Regions from separate parts of the Homo sapiens genome. Here all the other regions are linked to region 1. The links are chromatin contacts, found by Hi-C or POLR2A ChIA-PET in ENCODE. All regions are on one chromosome and are shown on one strand. The core of a region is the stretch at or near the end of the contact, and the rest is flanking DNA. Distances in the headings are between cores, read along the strand shown. Region 1 holds the start of PKN2 (protein kinase N2). Region 2 holds the start of PTBP2 (polypyrimidine tract binding protein 2). Region 3 holds the start of RWDD3 (RWD domain containing 3). Region 4 holds the start of ABCD3 (ATP binding cassette subfamily D member 3). Region 5 holds the start of GCLM (glutamate-cysteine ligase modifier subunit).

Region 1 (2,840 bases), core at 226-2,725:
TCTGTAACTCCAAAGCCTAGGAAACCATCTGGCTTTTAGTTACCAGTAAAGGTAATCATATCCCGGCCTTTCCAAGTGTTCTTTCATGTATTTAATTATCATCTTCAACCAAGGCAATATACTAGACACATAAATAGTTGTAAGACTTGTGAAGTACACACCAGAAAAATTCTTTATCACACATATGATAAGTTAGAGTTCAGAAACTGTGGCCACAGAACTCCAGATCTTCAATACATGTTTGCTGAATTGATGTATGAGACTTGAGAAGGCAAAAGGATAGACGTTAAGTCCTGGCATCAGGCCAACAGAGTTACATGGAGCGTGTGAGAAGTACATAATGTTACACTTCCTAAGAAATATGTCAACGAATGCCCTTTCTAAGTAGCAACGTACCTAAATAACCCTTACCACTCTCTCCAGGTAGTTTTAACAAAGGTATTGTACCGCAGCTTCAAAAAATCAAAAGTTACGCGTTTACCTATCCATTCACTGCTCAGACAAAACAAAAACAAAAGCTACCTGTAGGAGACTTCGAAATTCCTTAATACCATAGTGTCATTAAAAACAAACACCTAGATTTACTTTACTTAGCTATATTTTACTAAGTAGTCAGGTTAGCTTTAATGCTTACCACGCCAAGGAAAGGTGGCTTTTTTCCTTTCCCGAGGGTAATCCCGTCCCACCTCCCCCTCCCTTAAATAAAGTTAAAACAACCCAAAAAAACCCAGCTAATTCTCAGCTCTGTACAGTTCTCCAGTACAAGCAACAGTAGTTCAACCTCAAGAAAAAGACATCTTAAAGGCCGTACATTAAAAGTTGCCAGGGATCCAGCCGCTTACATTTCATGAAAAGTACAGACCATACCCGTTTAGCTAGCTGTGCACCTTAACTGGTCGAGAAGGCGCGCTGGGGGCTGGGTTTGAGGGTGAGCAAAAGGCAAGATTATTAGTTTGGGTTGACGTGGGGGTCAAGGGGAGAGCAGAGGAATAATCTGTAAGATCTGAGTCCCGAAGCTCTTTGGGTTATGGAGGTTAGAAAAGGGCCTGTTAAAGTTAGGCCCAAGTTTCGGCAAGGTGGAACTGGGAAAAAAAAAAAAGAAAGAAAAAAAAAACGAAACCCGAAAAAACAACAGCGAGCAGGCTCCCGAGTTCTAGCGTTCACAGTGAAGCCGTTAAACGCAGCAGGAAAGTAGGCGTGTGTTTTCTTCCTCTTCCCGCCTCCCCAGAGACTCGAGCCCAGTCCTTTCCCCTCATTTTCACCCCAGCCGAGTCCAATGGCTGCCCTCGCCGCGGAGTCGGGTCGGAAGACGCCCCGCCCCCTCGCCGCGTTCGCCCTAGGGAACCCCTCCGCCCCACCTTCCCTGCCCGATGAGGGGCAGTGGCTGCCGCCGTCACGTGTGCTGGCAGCCGCCAAGTGAGGCCGCTTTTGCGACGCGGTGACAGCCAAATGGTGCGACAGGAGGAGCTGCAGCCGCGGCCGCAGCGCCCGCACGGAGAGGCTTGAGGCGGCTCCTGGCGTCGCCCAGAGGGAGCGACTAGACGAACAGTCCGGTGAGGGCGGCGAGAGGAAGCCCGCTACGAGTGCCCTAGCTCCCCGCCGCTCTCGATGAACCGGACGGAATAAGCCGCGCCTCCAGCAGGGGCTGCGCCTCCATGAATCCCTAGTTGTTTTTTTTTTTTTCTTTCTCTCCCCTCTCCTCACCCCCACCCCGAGCCCCGTCCCGCCTTCTCCCTTCGCCAGAGGCGGCCGCGTCCAGGTGCGGAGTCCATACCGGAGCGCAATGGCGTCCAACCCCGAACGGGGGGAGATTCTGCTCACGGAACTGCAGGTAAGGGCCGCGGCCCTGGTGAGAGGCGCTGGCGGAGGAGACAGGGAGAGAGCCCCGCGCGGCGTCGGGGACCGAGGAAAGCCCTGCGGCCGCCGCGCCCCTAGCCCGCTAAGTGCGGAAACTCCGGGATGTCACTCGGGAAATGCTTCCCTCGGGGAACCGCTTCCCTGGGGAGCCGGACCCTCTCCCCCGCCAAAGCCCTGGCCTGCCACCGCTTTGGTTTGATTCTGCCTACCAGAGGGGACCCCATCTCTGCAGCCCTGCTGCAGCGGGAGCCTGCTCTCGCCTGGTCCCCGGAGAGGCCGGCCCGTCGCCCCCTCCCTCGGTGTCAGAGCTACCCGCGAACGCCCCTGTTGCCCCCTCCCTTCGCGCGGCCGGGCCCCGCCCCGCCTTTCCTCCGTACACCGCTCCTTAAACTCCTTTGAATGACTCCCAAGCTGTTTTCTTGTCCCTCCCCCTCCCCTCAGACTCCGCACAAAGAGCGCCCCCATAACTTCCAGCCCCTAGACAAGTTTTTTTAAAAAACGAGTCTCACCAAATGTTTGCTTCACTTCAGCAGCCCTCTTCAGGTGACAGAGTTTCTTTCCTCTATTTTGAGGGTTATCTTTTTCTTTTCTTTTCCTTTCTTTTTTTTTTTTTAACCGAGTGATAAATACAGGGTGCCTTTCTCTGCTACCCCTGCCCAGATCCGGGAGCTCAGATGCTGATGCTTTTCAGACTTTCATTTTCCCTCTCATTTGAGCACCAGAGAAAGAGCTAATAAGTTGTTTACTAATGAGAAAGCAGTCGACTAAGGGAAAACATTGGGCACCACATGTCTGCAAAAGATGAGAGCAAAGTAGATCGCTTAGTTAAGTCATGTCGAGTAGCAATGTTATTTCCCATTTCCAGATAAATATTTGATAATGTAGGCACGATTTTCTTTAGATCTCTATGGTGTACATGGGGACTTAAGCTACCCTGTCGGGTTTTTCATTACTTGGGAGTGTTCCAGAGATGTTTGTTTTTT
Region 2 (2,840 bases), core at 144-2,643, 8.0 Mb after region 1:
GAGGTCAGGAGTTCGAGACCAACCTGACCAACATGGAGAAACCCTGTCTCTACTAAAAATACAAAGTTAGCTGGGCGTGGTGGCGCGTGCCTGTAATCCCAGCTACTCGGGAGGCTGAGGCAGGAGAATCGCTTGAACCAGGGAGGCCGAGGTTGCAGTGAGCCGAGATTGCGCCATTGCACTTCAGCCTGGGCAACAAGAGCGAGACTGGGTCTCAAAAAAAAAAATTCTAAAAATTATACACAATATCATTTAGTATATGAAATTCCAATTAGCAAAGGATAAGAGCTTTGCCTGAAGGAGACACAGAAAAACCCAGAGTGAGTATTGAGAGTAACTGGAGGGACACAGGGAGTATTTGTCATTTTTCAGAATTAGAAGTGCATTTGTCCTTGTGTGTGTTGGGGGTGGAGGTGAAGGGTGCAGGAGAAGGATGGGTACTGGCAAAGTCGCTACTCACTGAGCAAATTTTCAAGCGGGTGCCTTTCCCAATTTTGTTGAGCCTCTGATAAAAACACGTTGAAGTAAAATGTCCACTATAGTATCAAGTAAAAATTGAGACCGTAAGATATAGCAAAGGGAGTCAATTTGCATAGCCCATTTTAATGCTTCTACTTTCTCTAACCAATCTGAAGACTCAGTTGTTCCCACTCCCATCTCCACTTTCCCTTTCATGCCTCCAAATGTTAAACTCCAACTATTGTAGCATTTTAACACATGGCTCCATTTGTGTCTATTTCCACCTAGCGTATTGTGAATATTTTCTACAGGCGCACACTAATCACCAACTGAAGTGAGAATCACATTTTCCTCCACTTGGCTTGGTACTACAGGTCTTGAAGCAAAAGCCTGTATTTCAGTCTGAGGAGTTCTACTTGCTTGAGAAAGTACTGTTGTTACCAAGTGGTCTCGTTCAGTGGGGTAAAGATTTTTGTTTTAGAGGCTGGAGCCGGTCTGCAAATAAAAGATGGCTTAGGAGAAAAGCTATCCAATGTTTTTTCCTTGGCCCGCATAGGTTGACGGTAGCCAAGCTGGTACTTGGCTTGGAGTGAAAAGTGGAGGCTGCCTGGGGGCGTCCTGCAGTCAGGGCAGAGAGAGTGTGGAGAGCTGTTGGGAGGTGTCCCACCCACGCCCCCACAAGGAGGGGAAACCAGGTCGCCGCGGTCTGCAGCAGAACGCCAGGTTCCAGAGGACGGCAGGCGGAGGGCGGAGGGAGAAAGGCGCGCGAAGGCGCGGAGGAGGCGTCGGCTGCGGCGCCCACTCCCCCTAGTCCCAGCGCCCTGCCGCTCGCCTCCCGCTGCCGGGCGCCGGCGCGCTCGGCTCTTTCCGCCGCCGCCGCTGCCGCGCGGTGGCCCGTGCGCCTCGGCACCTTCGGCAATTTCCGTCGGGCCCCAGCCGCCATTTTCTCGCCGCTTGTGTGGCTCGCTGGCTGCGTGGCTCGGTTCTTGTGAGCGAAGCTTTGTCCGGTTCGGCAATGGACGGGTATGTAATCGGGCCGGCGAGAAGGTGTGTGTGAGAGAGGAGTTGGACCGTCCTTCGGCCCGGTCCCGGGCCGGGGAGAAACCCTCCCGCGGCCCCTCCCAGGGCTGGGCTGCCGTTACCCAACCCCCGCCCCATCGCACACACCCCTCCCTTTGCTTCCCCCGGCGGGCTTTGGTCGAGAAAATGAGAAGAAAGCGGGCTTGGAGGCTGGGGAGGCATAGGGGCGATGGCGGGGGTGAGGATCCCGGAGTGGGAGCGGGCACCGGCTTGGCGGCGGGGGATGGGGTGGGAACCCCATAACGTCTCCCCGGTCTGTCCCTGCCCCCTCTAGGAGCCATTTCGATCCGTACCTTGGGACCCGACCCTTGGGTTAGCGGTGCCTGTGAGAGCGAGTGGGATGGGCAGAGACAGGCCTTTGGATTGGGGGAGCCTCTAGGGGAAGAGGAGAGAGGCACCCCATGTGGACCCCAGCCATGAGCAACCTCTCCGGCCTCGCCCGGCCCTCCGTGGTCGGGAGAGATGCCGGTGGCGGGAGCTCCGGGGAAAGCCTAGTGGGAGCCGCTGGGGAAGGGGGGAGGGCGTGCGGCGGCGGGAGGAAGGGGGAGGGCAGATGTCATACTCCTTTGTTTTCATTTGAGTCTGGTAGTGGGGGCGGGAGGGAGGAAAAAATGCCTTTTTGTGGGGACTGAAAACATTCAAGGCTTGGCAAAAGGGCCCAGAAATTAAATCATCTAAAAAACGAAGTGTTTGAAGCCGACATCAGTCACATGGGCAAAGGCCAACAGCAATGGCAGAAACAAGAGCAGATAGTCAACAAAGGGCTATCTCTTTAGCTACTTTGGTCAGTTTCTGGAAAAACGACTATAAAAACCCAGAACCATGCTGCATCTTTGCGAACCTGAGTCAAGACGGAATGCTGAGTGAGGTGAGAGGCAAGACTGTGAAATGGTAGGGACCGATGTCTCGCTCATATGCTTCACACCTGAAAAGACTCAGTAATTTAACTCAATGTTAGAAAGGGGGCACGCTTAAGGTCAAAAATACAGCAGTATGCAGCTCTTTTGGGAGTGTAAACATAGTATCATTTAACAAGTACATTTATTAAAATCAGTGAGTATTTGAAGAATCAACAATTTGGTTAAGCGCCTAGAGTTTGGTGTGTTTTAAAAGGTACTAAAAACAAGATTTTATAAAAGTTAACACAGTCTCACAGAATTCAAATCATCCTAGATGTTACCTAAAGATTATTTTCCAGATGAAACAAATCCAGAGAAGTTCAGTATTCCCCCCAGATCAACACGGAAATTGATGTCAAAACTTGCACTAGAATTCATGTTTCCTGATTCCTGGTTCCTGTG
Region 3 (2,840 bases), core at 224-2,723, 6.5 Mb after region 1:
TCCCTGCAGTCCATCTTGTTAGGTTTCCTTTCTGTTCCGGGAAGCCAGTATCTTTTCCTTTATCAGATTCCTTTTTTACCAACAGCGGGAATGGTAATGGTGAATGGATGCAGGGTTTTAAAATCAGCCAACTTTGTTCTGACTTCCGTAGGTCAGTGACTGGAGTCACTGCCTAACAACCTAAATTCCCAGATTTATCTCATGAAATGTGATTTCTCATACAAACAAAAGTTGTGAGAACTCCATGAGCAAGACCAGCTGCTTGTGGGGACTGCCAAATTTTAAACTGTTATTTGAACAGCAAAAAGACCAGGCAAACATCCGAGAGACAGACCTAACTGCAGATAAGTCTTGTAATCTTGTTCACTATAGTCAAAACAGAATGGATTGCTTATTCTGTTACCCTATTGGTATTGCTCACATTTTAAAATTTAGGTGCTGGGCTCAAGAATGATAATTTTATTATTAAGCTTCAAGAGTCACATTGTATTGTATGCATTGAATATCACGAAATCGAAAACACTGAAAAGCTAGCGTTTACATTCTTGGATCATACCCCCAAAGGCCAAGGATTCCCACTGGCCGCTTGCAGCAGGGCTGTCTCCTGTGAAGGCAAGAGACAAACGAGGAGCGTTATGACACTTTGCTCCCAGGACTTTGGCGCACAGTTCCCATGAGTCCAGGTCCGTCCAGTCAACATCCTGAAGCCAGGACTGGCAGGTCCTGACCCTCCCTTTTTGCACCCGTAAGGGGAAGGGCCCGGGAATCTGGACCTTGTCTAGAGTCCCGGCGCCAGTACCAGTTCGGAGGGCATCCTGGAGGTTGTTACTAACCCGAGCCTCTTCCAGGCTTCCCAGGCACCAGGGTTGCTAACAGCTCCACGGGGGCGAATAATTTTGTTTATTTTGTTAACTGTGGTTATCTCCAACACTCAGTTCAGACCTGAGCCGGGCAAAGTCTCACCTTGTCTCCTGGTCACTTCCCTGCTTGTTTGTTTCTTCCTAACTCCCAAGTGTCTTTCGCCCAGTTCATCCCCACCTCAGCAGCCCAAGGCTCGGCGGGGACGGTCGGGGTTCGAAGCCTGCAGCTAAACTTAGAGGGTTCAGGCTTTGCTGGGAGGCCTCCCTGTGCTCAGAAGAGCCGGGGGTAAGCTGGGCGGTCGCCTTGGGTGCAGACAGAGGCGCAGGGCCTCGGCCTCCAAGAAAATTCCCAAACCGAGAGGCTGAGCTTCGCGTCTGTAGTTACTGAGCAGGAGCTTCTGGGCGGAACTTCTAAGGGCCCCGCCCGCCCCGTCTGCCCTGACCCTCGCCCGGACTCGCCTCGCCCACGTCCCGTTTCGCTTCGCCCCAGCTCCGTCTCGCCCCGCCCCCGTCCCGCCCGGTTGCGGAGGCGCGGGGCGCCCCCGGGTGGCCGCGGGCAGTGCTGCTCCTGGCCGGTGGAGGCGGCGGCTGCGGCAGCGGAAGGGGAAGCGCTGAGGCGGTGGGGCCCACAGCCATGGCGGAGCCTGTGCAGGAGGAGCTCTCGGTCCTGGCCGCGATTTTCTGCAGGCCCCACGAGTGGGAGGTGCTGAGCCGCTCAGGTGACTACCCGCGCGCGGGAGGGACAGGGCGCCCTCAGGGGCCACCCGCGTTCGCTTTGCGTCTCCTCCCCACCACGGAGCCTGGGCACCCCGCCTGGGCCCACGTATGGGGACCGGGTTAGTTGAATGATGGAATGACACGCCCGGAGGCCGGAGTGGTGTCGCAGCGGGCGGGAGTGTGAGGCGACCCCAGAAACACTAAGAGAGCGGCGCGGCCCACTGGGGCCTCTGCCGCCGGTCCCGCTCCCGGAGCCGGGGGCCCCTGCGTGCGCACCCCCAGGCCCTCCCCCAGCCTCCCACCCCTCAGATCTCACCCTATAAAGAAGCCTGTGCTGACGCCCCCTCGTTGTTCTGTGTCCTTCCTAAGCACTATGCCCTAGGCCCCCCCGAGAGCACTCCCCGGTTCTAACTCTACACGGGTATTTGTAGGTCTTAAGTTGCAGGAGGGCAGGGTCTGTTTGGTAATGACTCCAGGCACCTGGTAGGTAGTAGGTAAATGTTTGTTGACTGAACTTTTTCATTTATCCAGTGCTCAACCTCAACTTTATCTGCATTCTATTTCCAAGTTGATTGCTTTTCTGATACTTTTTTTTTTTTAGGTGGAGTCTCTCTTGTTGCCCTGGCTGGAGTGCAGTGGATCCATCTGGACTCACTGCAGCCTCCGCCTCCCGAGTAGCTGGGATCACAGGCGCGTGCCACCATGCCTGGCTGAATTTTATTTATTTTATTTTATTTATTTTTTATTTTTTAAGACGGAGTCTTGCTTTGTCGCCTAGGCTGGAGTGCAGTGGCGCGATCTCGGGTCACTGCAACCTCCGCCTCCCGGGTTCACGCCATTCTCCTGCCTCAGCCTCCCGAGTAGCTGGGACTACAGGCGCCCACCACCACGCCCGGCTAATTTTTTGTATTTTTTTTTTTAGTAGAGACAGGGTTTCACCGTGTTAGCCAGGATGGTCTCGATCTCCGGACCTCGTGGTCCGCCCGCCTCGGCCTCCGAAAGTGCTGGGATTACAGGCGTGAGCCACTGCGCCCGGCCTTTTTTTTTTTTTTTTTTTTTTTTTGAGACAGAGTCTTGTTCTGTCCCCCAGGCTGGAGTGCAGTGGCGCGATCTCGGCTCACTGCAAGCTCCACCTCCTGGGTTCACACCATTCTCCTGCCTCAGCCTCCCGAGTAGCTGGCACTACAGGCGCCTGCCACCATGACTGGCTAATTTTTTGTATTTTTAGTAGAGACGGGGTTTCACCATGTTGGCCAGGCTGGT
Region 4 (2,840 bases), core at 243-2,742, 5.7 Mb after region 1:
CCCCACTCAGTCTGTTAGCATTAGATTATACCATTTTTGTCCAATCACATTTCTACATAGCTGTCCATACTTTGTTGAACCTAAACACAAAAATGGACAATTTTCCAAGTATCTTTGGGTCTCCATTCTGAACGCTCCCATGTATACACATTAAATTTGTATGCCTTTTCTCCTATTAATTTTTTCTTCTATTAATCTGCCTTATGTCAGCGGTTTTCAGTTAACTTTCAGAGGGCCAAAACCTTTTGTCCCTCCAGGTAATGAAAATGTCCACATGACAAATAGTGAATTAGTAGGAGCTTCAGTTCTGCATAATTTAGAATTCACTGTTGAGCACCTCTATACGCATGCCATTATTGTACCTCGTCTTTGTGATCCTCATAACCTGTATTAGGCAACAGCTCATTTATATTGAGAAAACACCTAGGGCACAGCACCACTACTTTGTAGGCTACTTTAATATGTATGTGCATTATGCGAGGTTTTATGAGCTTATTTTCTGACACACTTGCTTTTCTCCAGTTTCCTCAGCTGAAAACAGCGATTCACTGTTACTGTATATATGCTAGGCTCAATGCTGGCGATAACAATTCCTGCAACATAGGGTCAGACAGGAGAAGAATGTTGTAATCTGCAAAGCCCTTCTGATTCTGGGAGTGAGGCCAGCATTAATACAACGCACGATTGTTACTTCTGAATGTCCCTTTGCAAAGAACAGTGTTTCTCAAACTTTTTTCTGACCAGATCTGCATACATTTTACATCGCCGCTGGCGATACATACGTGCAAAACACTGAAATCGAAATTTCTCTAAACAACTCCTTTACTACGTGATGTACTGTGAAACTTTTCTATTTTGTTCTATTCTCAATTTTATTAAAAACGGAGGGTGATGATCCCGATCTACCAAACCAATTTCACAATGCGCTAGAGATTATAACCCGCGGTTTGGAAAATACTGGCTTGGAAAAAGCTCTTTGATCTGTGTCATTCTCCTCACATCTCCCTACACCTCTGCGGAGTTCCGATTGTTTGGTTTCGTCCTGATAATCACTGTGCTGTGTTTTCCCTACACGCTCTGTGACGGGGCCGTCCGCCTCCTTCCTGGGCTCCTTTAAGAGGGTGGTAACGGTACATCACCGCGGGAGTGGAGAGGCAGGGCCCACTAGGTCGTCGCTGCAGGCCAGGCCCGCTCATCCAGTTATTGTGAAAGCCGGGGTGTGCGCGCGAAGAGTGGGAGGGTAGGGGTGAGGCAGGGGCAGCACTGACGCCTCGCAGGGCTGAGTAGCAACAGCTCCTCCGCGCCGCGTTTCCGGAGACCCTGAAGGAGTCCGCGCGTGCGCAGAGCGCGTCCCGGGAACTGTTCCGCCCACGGAGGCTGCCGAGCGCGCTCCCGCCGGGCCAAAGTACAAAGTGGGCTCCAGAGCGCGGGCGGCGCGGCGGCGCGAGCCAGGGGGCGGTCCTGCGCGGCCGGCCCCGCCCTCTGCTCTCCTCCCAGTCTCCCCCGCGCTGCGTGCAGTAAGGTAGCCGCCGCCGCCGCCGCCGCCGCGTCCCCTCGCCGGCTCGCTGGTACCGGCAGTGCCATGGCGGCCTTCAGCAAGTACTTGACGGCGCGAAACTCCTCGCTGGCTGGTGCCGCGTTCCTGCTGCTCTGCCTGCTCCACAAGCGGCGCCGCGCCCTCGGCCTGCACGGGTAAGAAGGCCCGTAGCCGTGCAGCTTTCCCGGGCTGGAGCGGGCGCTCCCCGCGCGCTCTCTCTCCCCACCCGGCCGACAGGTCTCTTTGCCCGACGGGGTCGGGCGGAGAGAGGGCCGACCGCGACTGCCGTGGGACTTCAATGTCAGGGTGTCCGCGAGTCCCCGCCACGACGGCGTCGGTCCCAGCTGGCCTGTCCGGCGACCTCGCTCCACCCCGGGAGTGCGAATTCTTCTGTGCCCGCGGGCGAACCGGCGCCCAGCCAGCACTCAGGCAGCGGCCTCCAGTTGGGGGTGGGAGGGGGATGCGGTGTGTCCCCCACCCCCTTCCCTACATCACCCCCTTCTGTGTCAACTTTCTGGGTGTGTTCTGGTTTTGCCATCTCATCTTCAGACCGTGAAGGATTTGTTTTGGGGACGTGGATGTGTGATTGAGGATGGGGATTGGATTCGCCAGGCTGGAGGCTGGTGTCTAAGTCACTTGGACGAGGTTTGGCTCGATTCCCGACTAACTGCTATTGAAAGTCGCGAGGGTGGCTTCTATGAAACTATTCCCGGTCCACTTGGCAGGATTGCCGTCTAAAGTGGTGAGCCCTTGGAGTCGGTGAACCCTTTGGTCGGTGAACATTTGGTCGGTGGCATTTCATCCGGAAAGGCTGGATCGGTTCTGTCGGACTTAGAGGGAAATGTTTTCCTTCCTGGGCTCTGTAGGTGAAAGATGAGAGTGTGGTTTAGGTGAGGATCAAGCTCCTTTTTAATGACACGCCACTGCTTCCACCGCGGGAGAATTTCAGTGCTTAGATTTAACTTTGGGAGGTTATCAGTTCAGAAAAAGTAAAAAAGAGAGAGCTGAATTACGGTTGCGACATACAGGTATGTATGTCACATACATGCAATTTTTATTTGCTGGACAAGTGAAAGAGAAAAGGCTACTTCCCAAGCGTTCTTGCCAGTCATTGAATATTTCGTATTAAATCTTGACATACTACTTTCATGAATTTTATTTCATTCATTCCTCTGAGCAGGTACTGTTGCCTCCCGTGTTTGATTTGCCTACAATATCTAATTAGTAGTAAAATTTGGGCTAAAACACAAATAGACTTCTAGTTTATAGTACCCTTTCCATTAAGTTCTTTCTAGCCGCCTTC
Region 5 (2,840 bases), core at 237-2,736, 5.2 Mb after region 1:
GCTGATTTAGGAAGGTTTTTCTAAACACACATAGTTTAGGAAGGTTTTTCTCTTAATTAAGATTTATCTTTCTGATGGAACCAGATGACAGGGAGATAGATGCCTGCATGGTGAGCGTTTTCATATATTACCTCTTAATTCTCACAACAACCTGATGAGGAAGGTGTTATTATCCAACTTTAAAGTAATTTTCCAAAGTCATATAGCTCCTAAATCTAAAGATTTTGTTATTTTTTAAATACTAAAATTGTCCCATACCACCAATATGCACAATGTGCAGTGGATGACTATCCGCTCAGAAATGGCCAACAAATAGGTAACAAGTTTGTAATTCCAGATTAATCTCTGTCACCTCCAACTAGTGACTAGTCTTTTTATTTTCCAGTTTTTACAAAACTTTAATTTTTGAATTGATAGATTATATTTGTACATATTTATGGGGCACATGTGATATTCTGTTACATGCATAGAATGTACAATGATATTGTTACATGCATAGAATGTGTACTGATAAAGCATACATAGACGCACAGATAAGTGCATAAAATGTGTAATGACTAAAGTCAGGGTATTTAGGGTATTCCAAAGCCAAAATTGAGTGCTTACTCATTTGCCTCACTGCAATAGAGAGTCTAATGTCAACATTCTAAAAGTTAGGTGTACTATGAATACTACTTCATCTGAATGCACCAAAGGATAATCTCCGAAAATATTCCTTTACCTGGACAGGGTGGGGGAAGGAAGCGAGAGATGTGGAGAGAGACGGAGCGACGTCCTGGCCCTCTGTGACCTCCGTGCCAGGAAGAGGGACCCAGGATGTTTGAGAGTTTTGCTACCAGCCTTAAGCACCGAGAGAGGTGTCACTCAGTGCGCAGCTGCACCGGCTAAGTTTTTTAGACGCGTTGCCCTCGGCAGCGGGTTTGGACCCAAGGTCGCGTCGACACTGGCCTCAGCATCTGACCGCGGGCGGAGCCCAGGTGCGCGCGAGGCCCTGCCACCCTCCCTCGCCCGCGGGCGCTTCTCCCTTGCCGGAACCGCCCGGCCCCGCCCGAGGCCTGCCCCGGGAGCCCCGCGGCGAGTGTCGCCACGCTCACCTCCTCGCTGTGCGTGGACGGGCACTTCTTCCGCAGGCGGCCCCAGTTCAGCAGGTTCCCCGTCTGCAGGTGCAGGGTGCGGGCCCGCGCCAGGAGCGCCTTGGCCGCGCGGCTGTCGGTGCCCATGGCAGCGGCCGCCCAGGGGCCGCGCAGCGAAGGGGCTGCGGGCGGGCGGGCAGGCAGGCGGCCGCCCCACAGGACGCGGTGCCCGAGGCCCGAGAGAGACCCGAGAGGGAGCGCGAGGCTGCCGGCGCCGCGCGGCTGGAGCCTGGTCTGCGCTCGGGCCCGAGGGAGGCCGGACGGCGGCTGGGCGGCGGCGGGAAAGGAAGGCACCGGTGGCTGCGGCTCCGGCTCCGGCTACTGCGGCCGCAGCGGGAGAGCTGATTCCAAACTGAGGGAGCTGTTTCCTGGAAGACAATGACTAAGCAGAAATCGTAGCCGAGAAAGTGCTTCGTAACCGTTACTCATCCCGCGGCGGGGCAGGGGCGGGGCGCGAATGGGCTGCGGGACGCCGGCCCGCAAGTGACTGGCCCTTGGCCTGCGGCGGGCGTGGCGACGGGTGGTGCGCGGCGGGCGCGCGGGTCGAGAGAGCGTGGCGGCGCGGCCCGGAGCGCAGCGCGCGGCAGGGCTCCCCCTGGCGGTCAGAGGACAGCGCGAGGCAGACACCGCCTCCGCCTGGTGAGGTAGACACCGCCTCCGCCTGGTGAGGTCTCCCGGCGTTCAGGTCGCGGCTCCGCCCACGGCCGCCCCAGGGTGGGCTTCCTACACGTCTCTTTAAAGGGCAGCCTGAGCGGCCACCGGGACTCGGAAATGCTACGTAGTTTTCGTTCTCAGAAGCAGCTGTTTATGCGCAAGCGCCCCCTTCTTCTTTTCGCTTTGCTACCTTCAAGGACCTTCTCCCAAACTGCTAATTTTTCTTCATCCGTTAAAGGTCTATTGATTCACATTATTTGCTGGCAGTGTGTGAAGTCAACGAACAAGACTGAGTCTTTGCCCTTGAGACGCGTACACTCTACCCAGAGACAAGTTCTAAGCACAGGAAACAAGTAATTTTATAAGAACATCATAGGGCAGTTATTCTCCAGATGAATTCAGATTAAAGAGGACACTTGAGCCGGTGAGATCACAGAAAGCTTTTATCACCCACCCCTTTAGAGGTGGTCGAGATTATTTACCCCTATTAAATTTCACGTGTGGTGGTGGACTCGGTATAAACATCAAATTGAACATGTATTGAGCTTTCCTCAACAATCTTTCACATTCGTTGAGGTGAATCAGATTATTAAAGGCAAAATGAGATTCTCATTATAAGCGGGGACAATATAGCTATTGAAAAGAGAGATGAACCAGTTGGTAAAATGGTAAGAATTAGGGGAGGGATGGGAAAAAAGATCTTTCTAGGAAGTTAGAAATTGAGCCTGATGTTGAGTAAATATTTGTTGGCTGAATGAATGATGGTAAGAGTTCATTGAACGAGCTTGCGCTGCTTTTTTTTTTTTTTTTTGGATATTGATTTTTTATTATAGTGAAAGAGCTACCCACAAGCACCACCACTACTTAAACACATTTTGATGCACTGTAACATACAATTAACATTTGTTGTAAATAATTCCAACATATACAAAAATAGCAAGAATACTATAATGAAACCCGATATAACTATCTTCTGAACTCAAGATTGAATAAGATTTGTCTATACTTTTTGTTTTATAATACTTTAAGTTCTAGGGTACATGTGCACAATGT

What was found. Hi-C counts contacts between places; a loop is a spot of excess contacts on that map. ChIA-PET counts read pairs that join two places held with the same protein, here RNA polymerase II (POLR2A). Pooled maps may share reads with other maps.
Region 2: a loop to region 1 is called in a map of naive thymus-derived CD4-positive, alpha-beta T cell, with 15 times the contacts of the local background. The contact joins the promoter of PTBP2 here to the promoter of PKN2 in region 1. A Hi-C loop is called at or near these places in 1 of 168 maps with a recorded cell type or tissue (naive thymus-derived CD4-positive, alpha-beta T cell) and 7 of 50 pooled maps. POLR2A ChIA-PET finds 5 or more read pairs at or near these places in 1 of 52 experiments (OCI-LY7).
Region 3: a loop to region 1 is called in a pooled map, with 15 times the contacts of the local background. The contact joins the promoter of RWDD3 here to the promoter of PKN2 in region 1. A Hi-C loop is called at or near these places in 5 of 50 pooled maps.
Region 4: a map of CD4-positive, alpha-beta T cell shows a loop between it and region 1 (7-fold over the local background). The contact joins the promoter of ABCD3 here to the promoter of PKN2 in region 1. A Hi-C loop is called at or near these places in 1 of 168 maps with a recorded cell type or tissue (CD4-positive, alpha-beta T cell) and 11 of 50 pooled maps. POLR2A ChIA-PET finds 5 or more read pairs at or near these places in 1 of 52 experiments (activated B cell).
Region 5: a loop to region 1 is called in a map of naive thymus-derived CD4-positive, alpha-beta T cell, with 6 times the contacts of the local background. The contact joins the promoter of GCLM here to the promoter of PKN2 in region 1. A Hi-C loop is called at or near these places in 1 of 168 maps with a recorded cell type or tissue (naive thymus-derived CD4-positive, alpha-beta T cell) and 6 of 50 pooled maps. POLR2A ChIA-PET finds 5 or more read pairs at or near these places in 2 of 52 experiments (activated B cell and naive thymus-derived CD4-positive, alpha-beta T cell).

What each region holds. Positions count from the first base shown.
Region 1 is chr1:88,682,798-88,685,637 of GRCh38, forward strand. It overlaps PKN2 (protein kinase N2), which reads left to right and starts at 1,476. Exons shown (of 22, transcript NM_006256.4): 1 at 1,476-1,831. The coding sequence starts at 1,784. PKN2-AS1 (PKN2 antisense RNA 1) reads right to left here and starts at 2,407. Exons shown (of 4, transcript NR_110682.1): 1 at 2,367-2,407. RefSeq lists enhancers at 1,311-1,640, 1,671-1,750.
Region 2 is chr1:96,720,391-96,723,230 of GRCh38, forward strand. PTBP2 (polypyrimidine tract binding protein 2) reads left to right here and starts at 1,394. Exons shown (of 14, transcript NM_021190.4): 1 at 1,394-1,482. The coding sequence starts at 1,475. RefSeq lists silencers at 1,160-1,359, 1,590-1,869.
Region 3 is chr1:95,232,737-95,235,576 of GRCh38, forward strand. RWDD3 (RWD domain containing 3) reads left to right here and starts at 1,474. Exons shown (of 4, transcript NM_015485.5): 1 at 1,474-1,579. The coding sequence starts at 1,495. The region is part of intron 7 of TLCD4-RWDD3 (TLCD4-RWDD3 readthrough); the gene reads left to right. It overlaps RWDD3-DT (RWDD3 divergent transcript), which reads right to left and starts at 1,246. Exons shown (of 4, transcript NR_125949.1): 1 at 964-1,246. RefSeq lists silencers at 1,215-1,544, 1,755-1,934.
Region 4 is chr1:94,416,897-94,419,736 of GRCh38, forward strand. It overlaps ABCD3 (ATP binding cassette subfamily D member 3), which reads left to right and starts at 1,493. Exons shown (of 23, transcript NM_002858.4): 1 at 1,493-1,692. The coding sequence starts at 1,583. RefSeq lists enhancers at 682-1,473, 1,945-2,084 and a silencer at 1,235-1,614.
Region 5 is chr1:93,907,944-93,910,783 of GRCh38, forward strand. GCLM (glutamate-cysteine ligase modifier subunit) reads right to left here and starts at 1,487. Exons shown (of 7, transcript NM_002061.4): 1 at 1,095-1,487. The coding sequence starts at 1,220. LOC124904221 (a long non-coding RNA gene) reads left to right here and starts at 1,649. Exons shown (of 2, transcript XR_007066230.1): 1 at 1,649-2,211. RefSeq lists silencers at 901-950, 1,001-1,360, 1,571-1,810 and an enhancer at 1,851-2,010.